3 separate regions of the Mus musculus genome follow, and regions 1 and 3 are each linked to region 2. The links are chromatin loops, found by intact Hi-C in ENCODE. Cell type or tissue: gastrocnemius. All regions are shown on one strand. Links, peaks and the distances in the headings refer to the core of each region. The heading gives the core; the rest is flanking DNA. Region 1 has its middle 16 kb from the start of 2310008N11Rik. Region 2 has its middle 64 kb from the start of 2310008N11Rik. Region 3 has its middle 20 kb from the start of 2310008N11Rik.

Evidence for each region. A loop is a pair of places that touch in the nucleus more often than their neighbours do. Peaks named below come from ENCODE experiments on the same cell type or tissue, not always from the same donor. Only the 100,000 strongest peaks of a DNase experiment are listed, where the experiment ranks them.
Region 1: a loop joins it to region 2, with 2.2 times the contacts of the local background. A loop is called at or near these places in 3 of 42 quality-filtered maps.
Region 3: it touches region 2 in a loop (2.5-fold over the local background); 2 of 42 quality-filtered maps call a loop at or near these places.

The regions. Positions count from the first base shown.
Region 1 is chr8:26,837,255-26,844,078 of GRCm38, forward strand. No RefSeq gene overlaps it. Among named protein-coding and RNA genes, the nearest start is that of 2310008N11Rik, 16 kb to the left of the region's middle. In gastrocnemius, for the core only: no CTCF peak of the experiment used is centred there; a DNase peak (open chromatin) is centred at 3,235; H3K27ac peaks cover 2,046 bases.
Region 2 is chr8:26,884,951-26,891,774 of GRCm38, forward strand. No RefSeq gene overlaps it. Among named protein-coding and RNA genes, the nearest start is that of 2310008N11Rik, 64 kb to the left of the region's middle. In gastrocnemius, for the core only: no CTCF peak of the experiment used is centred there; a DNase peak (open chromatin) is centred at 4,281.
Region 3 is chr8:26,800,694-26,807,517 of GRCm38, forward strand. No RefSeq gene overlaps it. Among named protein-coding and RNA genes, the nearest start is that of 2310008N11Rik, 20 kb to the right of the region's middle. In gastrocnemius, for the core only: no CTCF peak of the experiment used is centred there; DNase peaks (open chromatin) are centred at 3,530, 4,034, 4,327, 4,502 and 1 more place; H3K27ac peaks cover 470 bases.

The DNA of each region.
Region 1 (6,824 bases), core at 1,277-5,276, 48 kb before region 2:
ACCACTTTCCCTAAGGAAGATAACTCAATCTTGCTTCTTCAGTCTCTTGCCCCACAGTAACAGTGCAGAGGCAGGGGACCCAGCCTCCCAGCCTCTCACCAGGATGCTGTGGAACTATCCCCATGCTCTTACCGAGGGCACTTAACCTCACCTGCTTTCTGTTTCACCTTCTGGCTGGGACAGAAGGAATGCTGGTAACTATACTGGCTTGACTGCTGGACCCCTGAGGACTGAGCATCCTGAGGTCCCCCATCAGTCTTTCCATGACCTTCACTAGCCAAAGCCTCTTTGCAAATGGTATCCAAACTCTGCTCCAAAGGAAGGAAACCCCTTTCATGGCTTGCTCATCTTCCCATAAATATGGAGGCAATTAACAGAAAGCCCAAGCCCAAGAGGAATCCTTAGAGCCGTGTTCATCTTCATAATGATGAAGAAAACCCCTCAGGGGGCCTGAGTCACTGCTGAGGTAGCGGGCTGTTACTGATCTGATTAACTAGAGCTCCTAAGGAAACAAGAAGAACACCCTCCCAGCAGCCTTCCTCCCAACCCACACCACTCCAAGGGCTTCTGCCATGGAGGCCTCCTGCCTGGCTGTCACTGGGCATCAAAGAAGTCTTGGTCTTCTGTCAACCCATCAATAGACTCCAAATTTTCCAGACCTCTACTCTCATTCTGAACTCCCTACCCAAAGGCAAATCATTACTTCATCAGCAAAGAGTGCCTTCTGCTGAGCATCATGGGAAAGGTGGAAGGGATCTTCCATCCCCGTGAAGCCCTGAGTCCCTACATGACATGATCCAACATCTGGCTGCAGTGTTGCATGTTCTAAATGGGTCTTCTGAAGGTGACTTCCTTCCTTATGGCCCAGGCATCTCTTAAAGCCCCATTCTCTTGAGTTGACAACCCCATGTGTGTCAAGGAGACCTTGACACATTTAGTTACAAAGCCATAAAGAAAAAATCTCAGGATTGGGACAGGCTTCCCAGCCATCTCTCCCACCCTTCCTCAAATCTTCTCTCATCTGCTTCCAGCTCCTCTTGAGGCAAATATATAGTTTCTATTATAACACGCTGTGCCCAGTGAAAGCTCAATAAATATTTATTGATGGTGGTCCCCGTGATGCATTAACAGCCAAAGCTATAAAATTAAAGTTTCACACAAGGAGAGACCCTGGTGAGAAAGAAACTGCTGCATAAAGTTGAAAATTTTTCCATGTGACAAGTGTTCACACAAATATACACAATATGTCAAACTGAAGACCATAGTTCTCTACCCCAGCCCATCCAGAGGCTCAGGAAATGCCCTCCTGAGGATGCTCCTGCTTTATGGATGCCATGGTCTGCTTCTCTGAGGCCCAGCATCTCAGCCGGTCAGGCTCCAGAACTGTCTATCTTCGTTTCCTTGAAGGTACAAGGGCCAACAAAATTCTTGCCATGGGGTGGAAATTAGGAGTGTTAGCATTTTGTTTAGATTCCATCCCACAGTTACCTGGCAACAGTCAGGTGTGCCTGACTCACTATAAAAGGGACTGCTTGCCCCCTCTGCTCTCTCTTGTTCTCCTACTTTCTTGCTCTCTCTCTGCCCTCTTGCCCCTTACCCCTCTCTCCCCCTATTTCCCTCTCCCCCCTCTCTCCAGGTTCTCATGGTCAGCCTCTACTCCTCTACTTTTCTCTTCTCTTCTCTTCTCTTCTCTTCTCTTCTCTTCTCTTCTCTTCTCCCTTCTTCTTCTTCTTCTTCTTCTTCTTCTTCTTCTTCTTCTTCTTCTTCTTCTTCCTCCTCTCTCTCTCTCTCTCTCTCTCTCTCTCTCTCTCTCTCTCCTACACTCTCAACTCCCCCCCCACCATGCCCTGAATATTCTATTCTATACTGTTGTGTAGCTGCTCCCTCAGAGGGACAGGATGCCTAAGCATGGGCCGCTGGAGTCATCCCCTTCCCCCACACTTCCACCAAACATACTCCTTCTCTCTCCCTTATATTTTTATAGACACAACAGGAAGGCTAAGACGAGGTCCAACTTTGGGCTGCTGTGTTGCCTGTTCTCAGTTGGTTTTTAGTCTATGACCAAAACTATGCACGGAAGTAAATCTTTTCCCCTTATATGCTGATTGTCTGGATAATTGTTACAGTACCAGAAAACTGACTGATACAATAATTTACATTTTGAAGCAAAAGCCAGGGAGAGACCCCATAAAAGATAGAGGGAAGAGTCAAGAAGCCTAAGGCCTTATGAATACAGACCAGTGATTACCAATCATCAGACAGTCCCTGGCCATCCCAATGTGTTTATAGCTATGAATATCTATTGCAGGTGTAAGAAACTCCATAGTGCTGTTTTAGAACCACTAGTGTTTCTGCGCATCAGGACGACCTGCTAATCTAACAGTAGTACCAAAAATCGCTTAGCCCCAGTCAGTCTCAGCTCCTCTGACTCCTAGTATAAATTCAACTGGGGTGGGGATGGAAGCATGGCATGATACATCAGGGTAGGGGGATGAAGATGGAGTCCCAGAGTAGATGAGAGGTCAATCAGGAGAGAGCCCTGCAACTCTGGAAACCCAAGGGACGACAGTCCATGAGCTGGTGAGGTTTATGAGCTTAAAGGAAACTCAGCCAGCTCAAATGGAGGAAAAAAAATGGAGATAGCTTTCCAATGGGCTAGCGGCTGCTGATAGCATCAAATGAGTGAGATTATATACGTGTGGCTCACTTCCTGGAAGCCTTGTCCATACCCAAAGACTCTTCCCCTGGAGGAAGCCATTTTGAACCTGGCTTTGTTTAGCCTAAAGTGCTCTAACACACTAGAGATCAAGGATAGCGAAGAAGGCGGGACATAGAACAGAAACACAAAGGAAACAGCCATACCACCCCAAGATGGAGTCTGGAGGAAACATGCTAACCCTGCCCAACCGTTCCCCGCTTTAGCCTTTGAGCCATATACCAAAAGGTCCCTCAAGAAAGCTCAGCTATCAAACAGGTACGGTCTGCCTGTCTTTCCTAGTAAACCCCTGAACTCTAGACTGCCCCGTGTGTTCCAACTCTGGCCCCTGTGTGGTCAGTTCTCAGGAACCTCGTATGCTTGGTGATTGACAAGCAACTTGAGCTAAGAGGACAGAGAGACAATAAATATTTGGTGGCATTGCCTAGTGCCAGGCACTCTTCTGGTTGCTATCCTCCCTCAGGAAGATCACAAAGTGTCCACACACAGAAAGAGAACACCCACAGTCCACTTGGCATGGCTCACTGGCCTCTTCCCAGCCTGACCTGGCTTCTGCAGCTACTGAGTGATGTTCACATTTGTGCTGTATGTTCCTGCCCAGATGGGTGTCTGATCTTGTCCTGGCCAGTTTTTCCACATAAGGGGACCTGGTACACTTTTATAGGAACCCAGTTGTTCCCTGGAGCCAGACTCTAATGCTGCCCAGATGCGGCAAAACAGAAGGGCCATTCACAAACAACCGAAACATCAACACACTTTGAAAGCGGTCTGTTAGCACTTGTCACGAGCACAATAAAAAAAAAAAAAAAAAAAAAAAACCAACACAATGGAACCAACCATCAGAAAGTAGGAGGTATTCAGGCTTTAGGAGCTTGGCTTTCGTGACTTAGAAAAGCAAAGCAAAGGGGCAGAACCAGTTCCCACTTGGGCTGTGGCTTGTTTGCTCTGCTTATCTGAAGTCAGAGCTAACAATGCTCATCAAATCAAAAGACCTCTAAGTTTCTCCTTTGCCACTGGCCCCTGTACAGAGCAGTGTCGCCTTCTGGAACTGGCAGGCGTCAGCATAGGGCTCCTACGACACCTGTCTGACAATGCCACTCTCAACTGTGACCCTTGACCCTAAGAAGAGATCAGATCATTTGCTGGAATAATCTTTTGCAGCTAGGGTGGAGGGCTGGAGACACCTGAGAACAATGGGACCCACTCCCTTCTCTTCTGTCAACTGCCCTATCTGCTGCCAGTTAGCCAGAGCAGGACCAGAGGTTCTGCCTTTCTGCCTGAGGCCTGGCTGCTGACACATGGTCCCAGCCTCTATCACCATCAACCCTACAGACACTAGACGCACAGAGCCTTCAGTCTGCATGGCAGATGCAGAGCAGGTGATATCCTCTTGTGAAACAAGGCCACCTGCGTGCCACATTCACTCAAGGTCATTTCCCCATGTCTCTTTGGCTCAGGCACTGCCTAATTCCCACCATGGGCGCTGTCTCAGCCGTCTATCAAGTTACCTGCGGGTGACTTCAGTAAGCTTAGTCCATTCGGGTGCAGTATGCTTGAATGTTGACTCTAAGTAAAGAAAATAGGAGATTAGCCAAAGGGCTTGAGGACTTGGCATGCTATCCAATGGGAGAGGTAGGGCCCTAAAAGCCCTGCTGGTCAGAGTGGGGACCTGGAGGTTCAAGACATTGGGTTCGGGGGAGGGAGGTTGTTTGGTTGGTTGGTTAGTTGGTTTGGTTTTGGGGTTTTGGTTTGGTTTTGGGGGTGTTTTGCTTTCATCCACACACCCTCGTGTACCCCATTTCTTCATATGTCCCCCAGTTGCCCAGTCTACTGGACCCACTGAGACATGAATGGATCAGGAAACCCTACTGTGTTCTTCTCTCTTGCCTGAAAGAAATGGAGAAGGGAAGCAGATGTCAGAACAAAGGAATGAAATATACGTAAAAAAAGGAACCCTCTGTCTCTGCCTCAGGCCTTAAGACTACCATCCACTCTGCCATAATCCTTCGTGGCATTTGCCCGTGGCATTTGCCAGCTCCTCCTGAATCCAGTTGTTGCCCTGGAACAGGCTGTTACCAGTTCAGCAGTAACGGTAAAACCAAACACCTATAATGTGATCCACTTCCCTTTAACCACTTCAGACATCTCAACAGGTTATACTTGCAGCCAGAAAGCCTCTACTTCCCAAGATGCCTTTCCGTCTACCAAGGACCACCCAGTTCCTGTCTCCCTGAGCCAGGTAGGGATGGAAGAGCAAGCATCCAAGCAGCTTCACCCTAGGACTTTCCACCGAGGCCACCTTCCCAGAAATAAGCCTGTGGTGGTAAAGAAAGGGTTGGGGGAGGGGACACAGAATTTTTACTCAGAGAAAGCTATAGTTCAAATCTTAGCCTGATCATGTACTCGCTGTCTGCTTGCTGAAGGCTAGTTTCTGTAACAGCTGTAAAGACTAAAACTGATCATGGTTAGCAAGACCCAGCTTTGAGACTAACAGATAAATATCAGCTGCTGGGCCAGCAAGATTGCTCTGTGGATAAAGGTACTAGCCACCCAGCCTGAAGACCCGAGTTTGATCCCTGGGATCCACAGAGTAGATGGAGAGAACTCTAGCAAGTTGTTCTCCAACAACCACACATACGCATGCCATATGCACACACACACACACACCACAAATAGATGAATAAAATTCAAACTAAGACCAGTGAGATAGCTCAGCTGGTAAAGGCACTTGCCACCACGTCTGATGAGCTAGCTCTGTCTCTGATACTCACCTAATGAGAGGCTTAAGCCAACTCTTGCAAGTTGTTCTCTGACCCCCATGCAAGGGCTCTCGTGCATAAGTAAGTGTGATTTTTAATTGTTTAAATAAGTAGACAAGGGGGCTGGAGAGATGGCTCAGCAGTTAAGAGCACTGACTGCTCTTCCAAAGGTCTCGAGTTCAAATCCCAGCAACCACATGGTGGCTCACAACCATCCATAATGAGATCTGACACCCTCTTCTGGTGTGTCTGAAGACAGCTACAGTGTACTTACATATAATAAATAAATAAACCTTTAAAAAAATAAGTAGACAAAAAGAAAAAAAATGTATCCACTCCTGCATTCTTCTCACCATCTGCTACAACAGGCAACCAATCAACAGGGCCATATTCATTGGATGCCAATTAAATTGCCCAATATGGTGGGTGTTCAAAGAATAGGCATCAACAAGCCAAGGTCACTACCTTGGGGGAAGGTTCTAGGATGATGGAGATGATGTGGAAAAAATAAATAAATAAGAAAATGCTAAACAGAAACGAACATCAGTATTATTATAAGAAAGCAACTTGTACTTGGCCAGGCTGGGGCTCAGCAGCTTCAAACGACTGCTTACTGGCTCTGTGATCTTGACCCCTGTCAGTCTTGGTTTTGTTTGTTTGTTTGTTTTTTACATTGGGAAAAGGAGAAAAATATTACCTCTCTCATGGATCTGTGGCCAAATTATAATAAATGGCCATCATGTAATGTGGAGGCTATTTCTACCTCATAGAGGTGGGCTACAGATTAAACACATTAATATATATGTGTGTGTGTGTATATATATATATATAAAACCAAGCAGAGCTATATAAATGTTAGCTATTATTGCCTTGGAGAATATAGGCTTCCTGAAGGAAGGACTTGGGGCTGCCTTTACATGCAGTGACACGTTCCCAGAAGAACAGGTGCTGCCCCCACGGTTATCAATATTAGCTGAGTGGGTTAATGAACGAGCTGACACTGAGCAGGAGCAAAAGCCGTTCCAAGAAAGCTTCCTGTAAGAGGTGACATAATGGGTAAATAGGGTTCGTGCTGAGAAGGGGAAGACCCAGGCATGCAGAAGAAATAGGACTGGGGTGGGGGTGGGGGGGTTCCAGGCAAGAAAGAGCATTGAGTGGGACCTGAAACCTTGGGCAGTCCAGGACATGTCAACTAAAACCTGCCAGAGGCAGACTTTCAATCTCCTTCATTTTTCAGTAGCTGATCTTAGTGTGACCAAACACAACCTGGGAAACCTACCCAAGAGACACGAGAGCGTTTGACAAAAACAACCTCTATCAGCCCCTCCCAAAGCCTCCAAGTCGCTGGG
Region 2 (6,824 bases), core at 1,797-5,796:
CGGCGCACAGATTTAACCCCAGCACTTGGGAGGCAGAAGCAGGTGGATCTCTGTGAGTTCAAGGACAGCTTGGTCTATGTAGTGAGTTCCAGTTTAGCCATGGCTACATTCTAAGACCTTGTTTCAAAAGAAGATGCTGGAAAAGAGAATCCCCCAAGGGTATCAGGGCCAACCTTCAAAACTTTGCTAGCAGTATTCAACCATAATAGGGAGAAGAGCCAGTAAGGAGATCAAAACAGATATTTAGAAGGCAACAGCCAGGAGTATTGCCCTTCAAGTCAGGTGAGCTGCCCCACAGTGCCAGCATGGGCAAACAGGTCTCTGGTCCTAACATGTAGAGTGAAAGGGAGACAACATAATCGGAGCATGTTATTGCCATGGAAGAATCCACCCATTTTACAGATGGGAAGGCTGAGGCCTGACCATATAGGCATGGGGCTTTACATAGTTACAGCTGCGTTATCTGGAAGAGGAAAATCCTGGTTAGGAGCCTGATGTCACTCATCAGCTCAGCAACCTCAGGAGAATCATTTAACAAGCTGCAGCCTTCCTAAACTTCCGCAGCATTGAGGAAGTTAAACCTCACACATGGGGTGCTGCCATCCACTCAGGGCCATAGAACAGTGACTGCTGTCCCACAGTCCTCGTTCTCTATCCTCTAGCCCTTCCTGTCAGCCTGTCTGCTGCAGGAAGTCGGTCCTGTGGATTCTCGGGCCACCAGAAACAGCAAAGCTGCCTACCAACACTGCTGTTTTTGCAGATTAGGAAATGGAGAGGGTGCAATCAGGCAAGCATGCTTGAGAAGGGGGACAGATGATGAGGCTGAGGCCAACTCTCTGTTGACCTTCCAAAGCAGCGGGTGTCTTCTGGGATCCCTGGCTAGCAGGACAATGGACTGTGCATGCACCTGAAAGCACAGTGGGACAAAGCAGGTCGTTGGCCCTAGGTCCTCAGCAGCCTCCATTTCCACAGGCCCGGGGCACTTGGCAGGTACCACTGAGCTATACCCCTAACCTTTGATTAACACACACACTGGAGGATTGCCACCATCCAGGGATGGAGGGCATCTGTTGGACAGTTTGCCTTCTCAGCCCCACCCTGAGATGGTCCTCTGTCTGCTCAGCCTCCTAGAACAAGACACACAGACACTGTCCTGAGCAGCCCTCCTTCCTGAAGTTCTGGGTGAGCCTTCCCAACTCAGTCAAGACATTCACAGTTACACATTTTACAGAGACAGAAATTGAGAGTCAGTGACGTCAGCCAACCTACCCTAGATACACAAGGAGATGAAGTGGCAAATCTAGAGAGTAAACCCCAGACCCTGAAGTTCTAAAGCCTCTGTTTTCCTGGGACAGCACCCCCAGTTTCCCATCATGCTTTTCTCTCCCAGTGCTTTTGAAGGTGCTTTCCAGTTTTGTTTGGTTTTGTTCTCTTGCTTCTTTACAGTTCCATAACCCCTTTGACGACTTTGCTTTGCTTCATTTTTTGGTTGTTACTGGGTTCTTTTGCAGTATTGAGATGGCCCCAGGACCTTGTGCGTGCTAGGCAAGCCTTCTTTCTGCCCCTGAGCTCTATGTCAACCTGGATTTCTGAGCTTCCGGGTCTGGCCTAATGAGTCCTCTGACCATCCCCTTACTCACCAACAGGATACTGCTCTGTCTACTGCATCACCCTCCGGGTCTGAGATACGCTTGCAAAATTGTTCTCTCTCAAGGGCCTGCCCATCCTAGGAAACCTGCCCTGTTTAATGTTGAGACACCGTCCCCACCCCCACCCAAGTGAGGGCCCAGGCTATAATGCCAGGCCTCCTGGAAATACCTCCAGGTTTTCAGAGCAATGGTAACACAGAGCGATTGACCTTCACTTTCCTTTTTCTAAGCTGAGGATATAAATGGGCACATCCCTAGGCTCTGTCTGCAATCCGATGAGTTAACACGGCAGAGTCTACTCATGGTTACTACACTGCACGTTGCTGAACAAAAGCAGATGCCTACGGGCCTTCAAATTTTTAAGTCACGGGACAGAAACCCAGTCACAGCTCAGCAAATTCTAAGACAGAAAAAGTAACTTCCTCCCAAAGTCAGAGTTATACCACGGAGTGTGAGCGTACAGCCCTTGAATACCTCTAAGGACGGGGACCTCACTGCCTATCAGGGAGATTATCCCACTATTAAGTACATTTTATTTTGTTGTATCCTTCAATCTGATACAGCTTCCACCTCCAGCCCCAAGTCCTGCTCCCTCCCCCTGACAGCTGAGGTCCACATTCTTCACACTCTACCCTGGGCAGCCCCGGCTGTGTAGGGTGATTCAGAGTGGTTTCCAGGGTAATGGAAACAAACCTGGCACATTCCTCTCGGTGCCTGCACCTTCCCTCTCCAAGCCTCAGGGCCAGCATACCAGTAAGCAGCCTTGCTGACAACTCCCAGGCCACACCGTTCAGCCTGGGGTGGGGCCTGGTGACAAAGCAGAGCAGACAGTAAGCTTCATGGATGTCCTCAGAGCACGTCCTAAATCAGGGGAGGGAGCTGCCTAGAGTCTGCCGTAATGCCACAGGACAGTCAGGGGGGCTGGGTGCAGGCTTATGGGTGTGCATCTGTAGGAGACATGAAGATGTCTTCAGGCCATTTTTAAGGGCTTCCAGTTCGGGGTTAAGTATTGCTATCTTGCTCCGTTCCTTCATGCAAGGAAAAGTTGATGGGAGAAATAAGACTTGCAAAGCTTGATGTGAATGGGGCTGGCAGACTTTTATGGTAGGGAGGGAACATACCAGGGAGACTGAAGTTTCTGGCAAATGAAAGACAGGGCATGACGGGTCAAGTCTGCCAGTCAAACTCCTCCGCCTCTCAGCCTGACTGCAGAGATTAAGGGCGAGATGACTAGAACTTGATACAGGGCCTGCCACACACCAAGCACTGCCCCTAAAACAACCTAGTTGAATTTGTTCAATCCCACCCACATTCTGAGAGAGGTGGCTGTGATCCTCATTCACAAATAAAAAGATTGGGTTGGAGAGAGGGGCTGCTGTCTGCCTAAAATCACATAGCTAGAAAGTGAAGTATCAAATCATTCCTACTGTAGGACCAGACCACACTCCCTCCTGGTGCTATACATGGCCTGAGGGCCCTAGCGTCAGGCTAGAAGTTAGTCCAAATATGCATACACATGCACGTGAGCACACATGTCTGTAGGTTCACAGAGTCTAGCCTGAAACCAGGGCCTTGGAGCAGGCTGCAGGAAAGCAAGCTGCATTGAGGTTAGGAACCTCAATGGGTTTCAACCAGTCCTTATACTCTGCCTTTCAGTTCCTCTCTGACCTTCAGTTCCTTCCTCTGTCAAGTGAAGGTACCAACACCCACCTTTCCTGTGTCTGGGCAATGAGTCACTATTTGTAAATAAGTCACAAATGTGGAGGAGCTGCAAAGAGTCTAGACAGGCCATGAGAGGCCAAGGCGTGGATGAGGAAAACCTTGGCTCAGTGTACCAACACACCTCTGTCATTACAGCCTTCGGGATGCTGAGGCTGGAGGATCTTGAACTCACAGCCCAGTCTGGGAAACAGAGTGACGTTTATCCCAAAAGAAGTGTTTTTAAATGGGGGGTGGGGGGTGGGGGGCGGGGGGGTGGCAGTGTTTCCAGGTGAAACTTTCCCAGCCTTTCCAAGGCAAAACAGGCTGGAAAACAGAAAGAAAACCAGACTGCGGTCTTCAGGGCTTCTCTGGGGCAGTTCCGGGTTTTCCCAGTTGTTTAGAGGTGTTAGGCTAAAGGTTCTAGGCTGCTCATTATTCCCTGAATCACTGTGCCGAAGGGCAGGGTGGACAGGGTCCAGCCTCCTTCCCGCTGGTGGCCTCAGAGGAGTCTCAGGAGTAGAAGTGAGCCCAAGTCACTGCAGCGCGTTCTGCAAAGGAGATGCAGGCCTTCCATGAACGACGCGGCGAGATTTGGAGGGAGGTGGTACTCTGTGTCTGCAAGAGGGCAAGAGAACAGACCTACAAAGAAGTGGCAGACTTTATCTTCCACGCCTAAGGCCCAAGCCCCATCACACATCAACATGTCTGTACCCAACGTGTGAAACACACCTCCTAAACAGAACTGTTTTCATTCCGCAATTAGGCTGGAAAGAGAGAGAAATAGAGAGACAGACAGACTCCACTGGTATCTGGCAAATGCCAGGGGTTCCTCTCTTGCTAGACGCTCAGGGGGCCTGCTGGTTTATCAGCAAGGATCTGGGATGTTGCCTTCCATCCCACTGTGGAAAGAGACAGAAAACCTACATGCAGCCAGCTCAGCTGCTGTCACCAGACACCTGCCATGAACAGGTCCCCGGGGAGACAGGAGGATGGATTGCTGCAGCCCCTACTCAGGGGATTGGCTGTCAAGTCTAGGTGGGGGTAGAAAGTAAACAAATCACCCTGGTAAATGGAGTTGTGGTCAGCCCTAGCATCCAGCGAAGTGCTGCAGAAAGCTGGGAGAGAAGATTGTGCCTCAAAGACAAGAAACGTGTCTGGGTTTCTGAAATATTCATCGAAAGCCTTAAAAAAAAAAAAAAAAGGTCATGGCCTTTGACCTTGAAACCCAACTTCTAAGGATCAGTTCTGAGGACATCTTCAGAAGCGTGCAAGAAGATTCATGTGCAAAGTCATATTTGTGCTGTCTACATTGCGGAAGAGCCCAGGAAACAAGGCAGGTCATGAGTGCAGCCTATGAGAGCCAGGCACAACAGGGAAGGTTTTCAGAGTGAAGAGAAGGTGCGAAGATGTTTGTGGCAAACCTGAAAGAAGCCAGACCCTCCACTCAGAGGAAAAGCATCAGCAAGGAACGTGACAGCCAAACCTTGTGGCTTTCAGGCTCGGGCTGGCCTCTGAGGTCCACGCTAAGGCCTCGGGAAGTGGAACAATAGAACATGACTGTGTTTTCCAGAAAAGCACACAGAGGGTGTGTGTTCTGTCCACAGTGTGTACACGTGTTAGCATGTACTTGCAGTGTGTGCGTGTGTTCACATGCATTTGCTCATTTAATCTTTCCCATCTTGCGATTAAGGAAAGCTGAGACCCAGGCTGAAGTGCAGCTACTAGAAAGCAAAGTCATTCTACTCGGGGACATTAACCTAGTGCCACAGCTGAAGAGGACTGAGTGAGGCTGTTAGCAGCCATGACCAAGGTCAGGTAGGGAAACAGAGGGCAGTGCTACCCACGGAAAAGAAAGGCCATATCAGTAGGAGTCGGTGCTAGATGAGAGTGAGGAGGTGTGGGGAGGAAAATGGGGAAGGAGGGGTCAGGAATAACTCCTGGACCTCTGGATTGCACTTCTCAGATTTGGGGAAAAGCATCAAACACATAGATGTGCAAGCTATATGTGCACCCACGACATCAATGCCATACAAAGGCTTAGAGTGTCTATTAAACAGAGGATGGACAAAGATGCAGGAAATCAGTGACAATGGCTGTTTGGAATGGGATGATGGTGGCTTCTTTTCTTTTCTTTTCTTTTTCTTTTTCTTTTTTTTTTTTTTTTTTTTTTTTTTTTTTTTTTTTTGAAACAGGGATACACTATTTCCCCGATCCGAGTAAAGCTGTTTCTGCTTCGGAATGACGGGTGCATCTGTGTGTGCAGTGTGTACTTGACTGCCCTCCGGCTGCTGTGTGTTCACAAACCGCCTCCATCCCTTCCAGGTCTTCAGGCCTAGCAACACTTTCTTGTCCCCGAGGTGGGTAGGTGGGCAGTGATAAAGAAACTTCATCCCCCTGAGAACAGCGTAATGTTCTCAGCCCAGAGGCTTCTATAGAGACACCAAGAGTAGGCACACCCTGCACTCCACTGAGAAGTCTGCATCCCAACTGGGTTGGACCAAGGTCATGATTTGGAGACAGCCACGGGGATCTTGGAAATAAAGTCGGATCCCTGTGAGGCTCAACAAGGGGTTCAGAGGAACCCCTGGAAAAGACGTTCCACCACCTGGCAAGGGTCAGAACGATACGGGATATCTCCATGACATTTGAAGAACTCCTTCTGGGTTCTAGAAAGAACGGTAGCCACCACAGAGTCATCAGACTCTAACTCACAGTCATGCCAGGCGATAATCATGACAACCAACTCCCAGGGTCATGAGGTCAAACAGCCCTGAGTGGGGACCACGGGGCCTGGCACACCACTAAAGCGTTATCTGTGACATTCGTAGTCATGGTTAAATATGTGAATGGGACAATAACCTCTTAAATAACTGCTTGTCCATGTGCCCTTACAAACACAGCACGCTGATAACTACAGCTGAGGACCATCAGTCACCTACCAAACGATTTCACTGGAACCTTGTGTTCATTAATTACTTCATAACAAAAACAAGCTAATTTTTACTGTCCAGTTCTTACAGGTGATAAAAGTGAGTCCTGAGTGTCCGATTGTCTCCTGGAGACATACATATATTAATAAGCAGTGTTTGAGGCCCAGTTCTGAGCCAGATGCTCCTCCACTGGCCATGCATGTCCCCAGGACACCCAACATTCATCTACTGAGCCATAAGCTCGGATTTGTGCACTTCCCATAAGGCCATTGGTGAGGGAGTCGCTAAGTAAAGAATCAGGTAGGCCAATAAAATAGGGCTCTTCCCTCCAAGCATGGTGGACCATACCTGTCATCCCAGCACTCAGAAAGCTGGGGCAGGAGAGCCTTGAGTTCCAGACCAGCCTGTGCTACACCTAGCAAGACCTTCTCTCAACGCAAACCGAAAGCTAGCATACATACATGCTTGCTTTAGTCTATATTATCCCCTGCTTTTGGCTGGGGCTGAGATCAGAACCACTTGTCTGCTAGCCTGCCAGAGCTAC
Region 3 (6,824 bases), core at 1,556-5,555, 84 kb before region 2:
TATGTTCTCCCTCATACCCTAGTCTATAAAATGTATAATATGTATGTATATACATACATGATAATAGATGCACATATGTATGCATGTATGTATATATTCAAGTATTATGTAGGTAGGTGTGTATCTATGCATGTATGTATGTATATATGTATATGACATATATATAGGCATCAGGTGGGTGTATTCTAACATTTAGAAAGGAGACCAAAAAAGAGTAATGTTGATAAAGAAGGGTGGAATGCAGGCACAAGGACACATGAGCCACGAAAGACAATATAAAGCTTTTCTTTTCTGTCATAGTTTTTTTTTTTTTATATTTCATTATAGATACGTGGATTCAACTTTTTGAGTACTGACACAGAAGAAACTATTTTTGCTTCCTCCTAAGAACCCAACATGAGTTCTTCCTTTGATGGTGCTGGTCAAAGCTGGGCTTCCTTTGTCATCCATTGGCTATCAGTGCATTAGAACTTAGACAAGAGAAATCAGAGCACATCTGTCCGTCGCCCTGACCCACTTAGGAAAAGCAGGCTTTGTTTTGTGCGTTTAGGGAGGCCAGTTTCACAACCTGAAATGGCCCAGTGTTTAGATCAACAGTAAATCACTCTATTATATGCTACTGTAGTGCTGTTGCATATACAAAATAAAGTATGGCTTTCAAATTTTAGACATTTTAAAGTTTTGTGTGTGTGTGTGTGTGTGTGTGTGTGTGTGTGTGTTAGGGGTGATCAAGAAAAACTGCCTAAAAAGGCACCTGTGGGAAATGATGTGGGTGCATGCATGCATATGTGCATGTGTGCATGAGTGCATGTGTGCATGCATGTGCTGATGAGCAATAAAGCAGAGAAGGGCACTGCTCTAAGAAATCTCACCCCATTCCTAGAAGGGTAAACCTACTCTTCCAAACAGTTCTGTCAGCTTCCTCTTTGCAGGGTGAATCCCTGCTTCCCCCTAACTGCCTCAGCACCTAAACTCTCTGGGCCCATTCCAGGGAATGCCTAAATTAAAATGTCCTCCTTTGCACATCAGCCTTGCCTCTGTCCACCCCTCAAGTGTGACTCGCTTAGGAACAGAGACCCCGCAATATCTTTCTTCCCCACTGTCTCCCAGTCCAGCCCGGAGTGACAACAGACACAAAAGAACCATCCTAAAAGAGAATTAAGTTCCCCTGAGATGCCAGGGTCTGGCTCAAAGTGTCCCTGTGTAGGTGGGAGAGACACACCTGGGAGGGGTCCAGTTTCTGCCAGGCTCAACCTCAAGGCAACTGAGATATTTTGGCAAAAGAGAAAAAAAAATCCTCTGCCTCCCCTGGGAGAGGAATGTTAACAGCTTACACTTGGCATATTTCTTTGCACATTTTCAAATTACTTCCACAGCTACCATTAGTGACCTTTACAGAAACCCAGAGAGGCAACTAGAGGAAGCCATCAATGGCCGTTCCATGCAGACTTCCACATTCAGCCAACAGGTGGGTACAGCACACGTGCTGTGCGTGACATTAGGACTCAAGGAGGGAAGGGCCCCGCCCTCACCTTCCTCAATCTCCAGAAGAAGAAATAAACAGCAAGGCAGTTTGTTTTCTAACGAGGGTGAATGGTTTGAAAAAGAGGTCGTTTCTCTCATGAGAGGGAAACACCGGAGTCAACGCGCTCCAGACACTCCGCTACAGGGGTCCCAGGTACAGAGTGAGCATGGGCTGGTCACAGGAAGGACTGTGGGTGGAAACTGAAGCCCACAGAAGCTAAATGACCTGGCCTCAAACCTCAACCTTCCAATTTACAAAGCAGAGATTAGAGTGCATGGAAGGATATGGTAGGGTTGCATTCACACACATGTACATGTAACCACACACACACACACACACCATAGTCTGGAAACTCAGAGGCAAGCAGGCAGGCAGAACTCACAGCTAGAGTACCTTAAGGACAGACAAAGATGAGGGCTGGGCCAGCTCAGTACTAATACTACAGCCATGCCACGTTTGGAAGGAGGCAGGGTGGAGAGGCGACTCTGAGGAAGCATTCAGTCCCTTCCAGGATGTCTTTACTGACTTGCCCTCCTCTGTGAACCATGCTTGTTATTTTGTGACATGTGATGAGACTACTCTTAAGATTTCAGAGTCAGCAGGTAGCTTTATCGGAAGCAATCAAGGAAGCTTTGGACAGTTCACAGGGCGGTTTGGACACAAGGAACATGAGCAATCCTGGGATAGCCTTAAACACTCACGTCCAAGCACTCTCTTTTTTCCTGCTGCAGAAATCTGAATATCCATCTTATGCTCTAAACGCCTCTAACCTAGAGACTCCTCTTGACCGTCCATGTAAACAAATCCCCTTGATTCCACAGTGACTGTGACTGTACAGGCATCTTCTCCCCCTGGACTGCTCTGAAGACAGTCAGAGATTGGACTTGTATCACCTTACCACTCCTGGGTAACAAGCTGTGTGTTTGGTTCATAGCATAGTTCTTTGGTGGGTTCAAGCATTCAGCATGACTGTACAGACCTTTGTCTCCTCCCTACTAAAAGTCCATGAGCAGACTATTAAAAAAAAAAAAAAACAATCCCCATTTTAAAGTTAAAGAAACCAAGGCCAAAGGCTCCCTTCTAGGAAAGTCCTGAAATGATTTAATGGCTGATCTAGGACTCAAACTGGAGTCCTCTCCCTCAGAATTAGTCATCTTAACATGATGGGGTAAGTCTTCTGGTCTCCATATACTAGGATTCCAGCTATGGGGAGGAATGCTTCCAACATGAAGGCTTCCTAGCCACCCCAGCAATGAACATGGCAAGGTAGAATACTTCTGGGGGGTACAGCAGGGGTACAGGACTTACAAACTGCAGGACTAGAAGCAGCGATGTATGACCAGGACTGCTGTGCAGGACAACAGGTGACCATGGTTGAAGCCAAGCAAGAGTCACTCAAGATTCCTTCCTGATCCCAGAGGCAGGCCCCTAAAACTGTAGCATCTCTCCAGAAAATCACTTGGCTAAAGGGTCCTTCCCGGAAGAGCTTGGTAAAAGAGCCTTTCGGTGACTTTACCTTCACCAGGATATTATCCCCAGTGGGAAACATTAGTTTCTGAACCCACCGGGCTTTCTTCATACAAATGCGTCTAGAAATGCATGACTGGCTGGGCAGTGGTGACGCACGCCTTTAATCCCAGCACTCGGGAGGCAGAGGTAGGAGGATTTCTGAGTTTGAGGCCAGCCTGGTCTACAGAGTGAGTTCAAGGACAGCCAGGGCTACACAGAGAAACCCTATCTCAATTACCCCCCCCCAAAAAAAAGAAATGCATGGTGGGCTTGAAATCATGAAGCTTGACCTTGCATCTAAACTGTGACACCTAGGGAAAGACCCTGTTCCTCCGGACCTTTGTCCTCCCTCTGACAGACGACAGCGGTAATGACAGTCGGGGCTCCTAGCTCCGGAATTCCACAATCACAGGTCACCGAAGATGGTGTTTCCCTCTGATGCAAGCTTAGAAGTAGCTGTCAGGGAGGTGAGAGGGAAAAACATGGGCAGACGTGGAAGTCTGCAGAACCAGATGGACAGAGACAGCTCGAAATAGGGGAAGCTACCTAGCCAGAGACAGAAAGAACAGTCTGGCAATGTGGAGAGAAAATGAAAGCCCCCGTTGTAAGCAGGCTTGTGCCAGTATTGCTGGAAACAAATAGTGACAGATTGCTAACATGTTACAGTGAAAATTACCAACACGATGAGGCTTTTGCACCATAACCAGCACCTCTTGTTATCCCATTAACAAAACTGACGAGACCAAATTGCTAATAGGAGAAAACGCTCGCGAGTTGTATTATATCACACCTCTCCTGCCCAGAGAACACAATCCAAGGAGAAGCCACCTAGAAGAAATGCCCCCACGGACTAGTTTCTCCTGGGATTAGGGAAAACCCTAGCCTGCCCCACCCTCTTCTGCCAAATCAAGAACGCCTGCCATACCACCAGCACCATCGAGACAGCCACCCAGGGATCTGCTCGCACTGCTCAGCAGACAGGGGAGAATTGTCAGTCACTGGACAGGACAGGAGCCAGCAACCTCTGCAAAGAGCACAAGGTGGGTTCGCTGACAGGGCCCAGCACAGGGAGGGACGCGTGAGTGAGTCAACTGGACCATGGTGTTTCTGGATGTATAGAGTGCTGGATTCCAGGTTTTCCCATCTGTTCCTAAAACAACCAGTGCAGGAAAGCTCGTGGTGTCTTACATTGTTACCACCCCATCTGGCCACTGCCCACTCTAGCTTGGCCAGAGAAAGTCTCCATCCTAATTCCATTAACCTAAGAGTCCAAGCTGGCGTACATGCCCAGGGATGGGGTGTCAGGAACAGGACACATCTGGTCCAGGCATTGCAGGAAGATCTTTCTTCTTCGGGTCGTGGATGGATTTCCTGCTCAATCAGCCGAGGCCCAGAGGACACCGTCAGGAGCTTATTCTCCTCACTCAGGAAAGCCCTCCAGTTGCCCAAAGCCCTTAATGTTTGCTCCAAGTTTTCCCCCTGGGATAATCACTGCATACCCCAGGCCCCCTGCTGCCAGCCCAGAGAGTAGGGCCAGCTGTGGGCTGTATGCCCTGCTAGTCACTCAGAAAAGCAATTGGCCAAAGATTGTACCGAGTAATTGAATGGTAAGGGCTTTTGTAGACCAAGCAGGGACTTGTCTTTGTCGGAGGGGGAAAAAAAGAGGAAAGGAAAAAAAAATCTTTACAAAGTACCCAAGTGCTGGGTGTCAGACAGGACAAGTTTTTTAATCATGTTAAAATGATTTATTTAAACGTCAAGCCGTGTCACCTCACTTCCTTTCATTTTTCAAACTGTTTGTGTTTTTTCTGGATGATAAATTTATCTTCAGACAGCCTCAATATGACTAATTAACTTTGAAATATAAGAACCAGATGTGTGAGTTGGAGAGCTTTCTGAACTAATGCCAGCTGGGCTGGTGGGTTTTTTCCTCCTTCTTCTTCTTCCCCGCCTTCCCCCTTCTCCTGCCCCCACTCTTCCCTGCTGGCCTGCTGAAATGACGAAGCAGAGATGGAAGCTCAAGGCTCGGCTAACAGAAAGTACCCTCTGCTTTCCTGTTTCCCATTTGGCCCCTGAAATCCAATTGCCTGGAGTGACAGTGGCCTAACTTGCCAGGCAGGACAGGCAAAGCTGTCCTTGGAGGAGGGGTTTTAGAAAATTCCCCTACTGTAACCATTGACCCAGTGCAGATCAGGACACTGACAGAATGTATCAGCCACACAACAGCTTGTGTCCCTGTGCTGTGGCACACACCAATGTCTTTTAAAGAAAGGCATCCCAGTTTCCCTGGTATGTTTGTTCCCGCTGGCTTCCTGTTGCTGGTGAATAATGGGTGCCAGCACAGGAGAGGGGAGAGGGGATCTGGGAGGGGACACATGGGTGAGCCTTTCGGGACTGTATGCTGGAGCAAAGGCTACTGGGATTTGGAACTCACAGGGGTGTGTCTCTGTGTGTGTGTGTGTGTGTGTGTGTGTGTGTGTGTGTGTGTGTGTGTCTGTGTGTGTGTGTCTGTGTGTGTGTGTCTGTGTGTGTGTGTCTGTGTTTATGTATATACATGCATACCCATGAATCTGTGTCTTTGTATATGTCACTAACCCACATTGGGACATTAGCATAAAAGAAAAAAAATCACTTTTCCAGGACTCAAGTATCTCAGTGATAGAGGCCAGAGTGGACAGTATAAGCCCTGTGCCTCAGTTTTCCCTACATAACTACTCCGCAAGACCCACTAGATCTCTCCGCCTACAGAAGTAGGCTGAGGTTATATGAGCTCATTTTCATGAAAGCGCCTGTAGCCTCTGAGAGGCTGACACACCCCTAAGGGATTATTAGGGTGATTCCCACAGTTACTCCATCATCGGGGCCATAATCATTATGCTGTCTCTTGATGTCTGAGAGTTCTCACCTGAGATAATCTCACACAGTTGCCAGGTCAGGAGCATGGCTCACCCAGCCACACCCGTAGAACCATCAACAGGGGACTTGATCTTTCTGCTCTGCTCGGGGAGGATACAGCAGAGCTGCCTCCTGGTTGCAGGGAGAGGAGACTCCTAACTCCATGCCTCAGATTCTGCGGCTACCAGTGCACCTGAATTCATGTGCTATTGAAGTGGGTGAGAGACTGGCTCTGTGTGGAGGCTCCATCATCTCCCTAGAGAGCAAGGCCCTTTTGAAGGCTAGAGATGATCCTTCCTCACCTGTCCTTCTGCCTCTAAAAATAAGCTAGGCCCTGGGCTCTAGAGATAGGGTCGGGGGCGTCCTGAAGGAATAATGGTTCTCAGAAAGAGAATTCTAGCGTCTCAGAAGCCTTCTTAACTCCCTAGCCTTGATCTTAGCTTCTGCTCCATTTCCCCAGATTTTTGTTTTTTGTTCCGTGTCACCTAATCCCCAGTTAAAGGAGTGTCACCCTTCAGGAAGATATTGTAGCGAGAGTTTCTGGGAACTAGTGAAGAAAAAAAAGAGTTCAACAATGCAATGCCCAAAGCAATGAAAAGCGGGAGGAAAACGAAGGGGTAGGGGGTGAAGAGAGAGAGCAAGCCTTCTCAAGTCTGAATTTGCCTCAGAGACCACAAATCTCAGAGTAAGAGGTGGATCCCAACAGGTCCTCGATGGCCACTCTCCACAGCCCCTTCCCGAAGCAAGGAGTCAGAGCGCCTACACTGACAACAGTCTCCTGTCTCCCATTGTCCTCATTCTCTGTGAGGACAAACCTCATTAAGCTCCCCAGACTTCACAGGAGTAGGGGAGAGAAGCTGTGTGGATACTGAGAGCCAGGTGAACACAAGTGGAG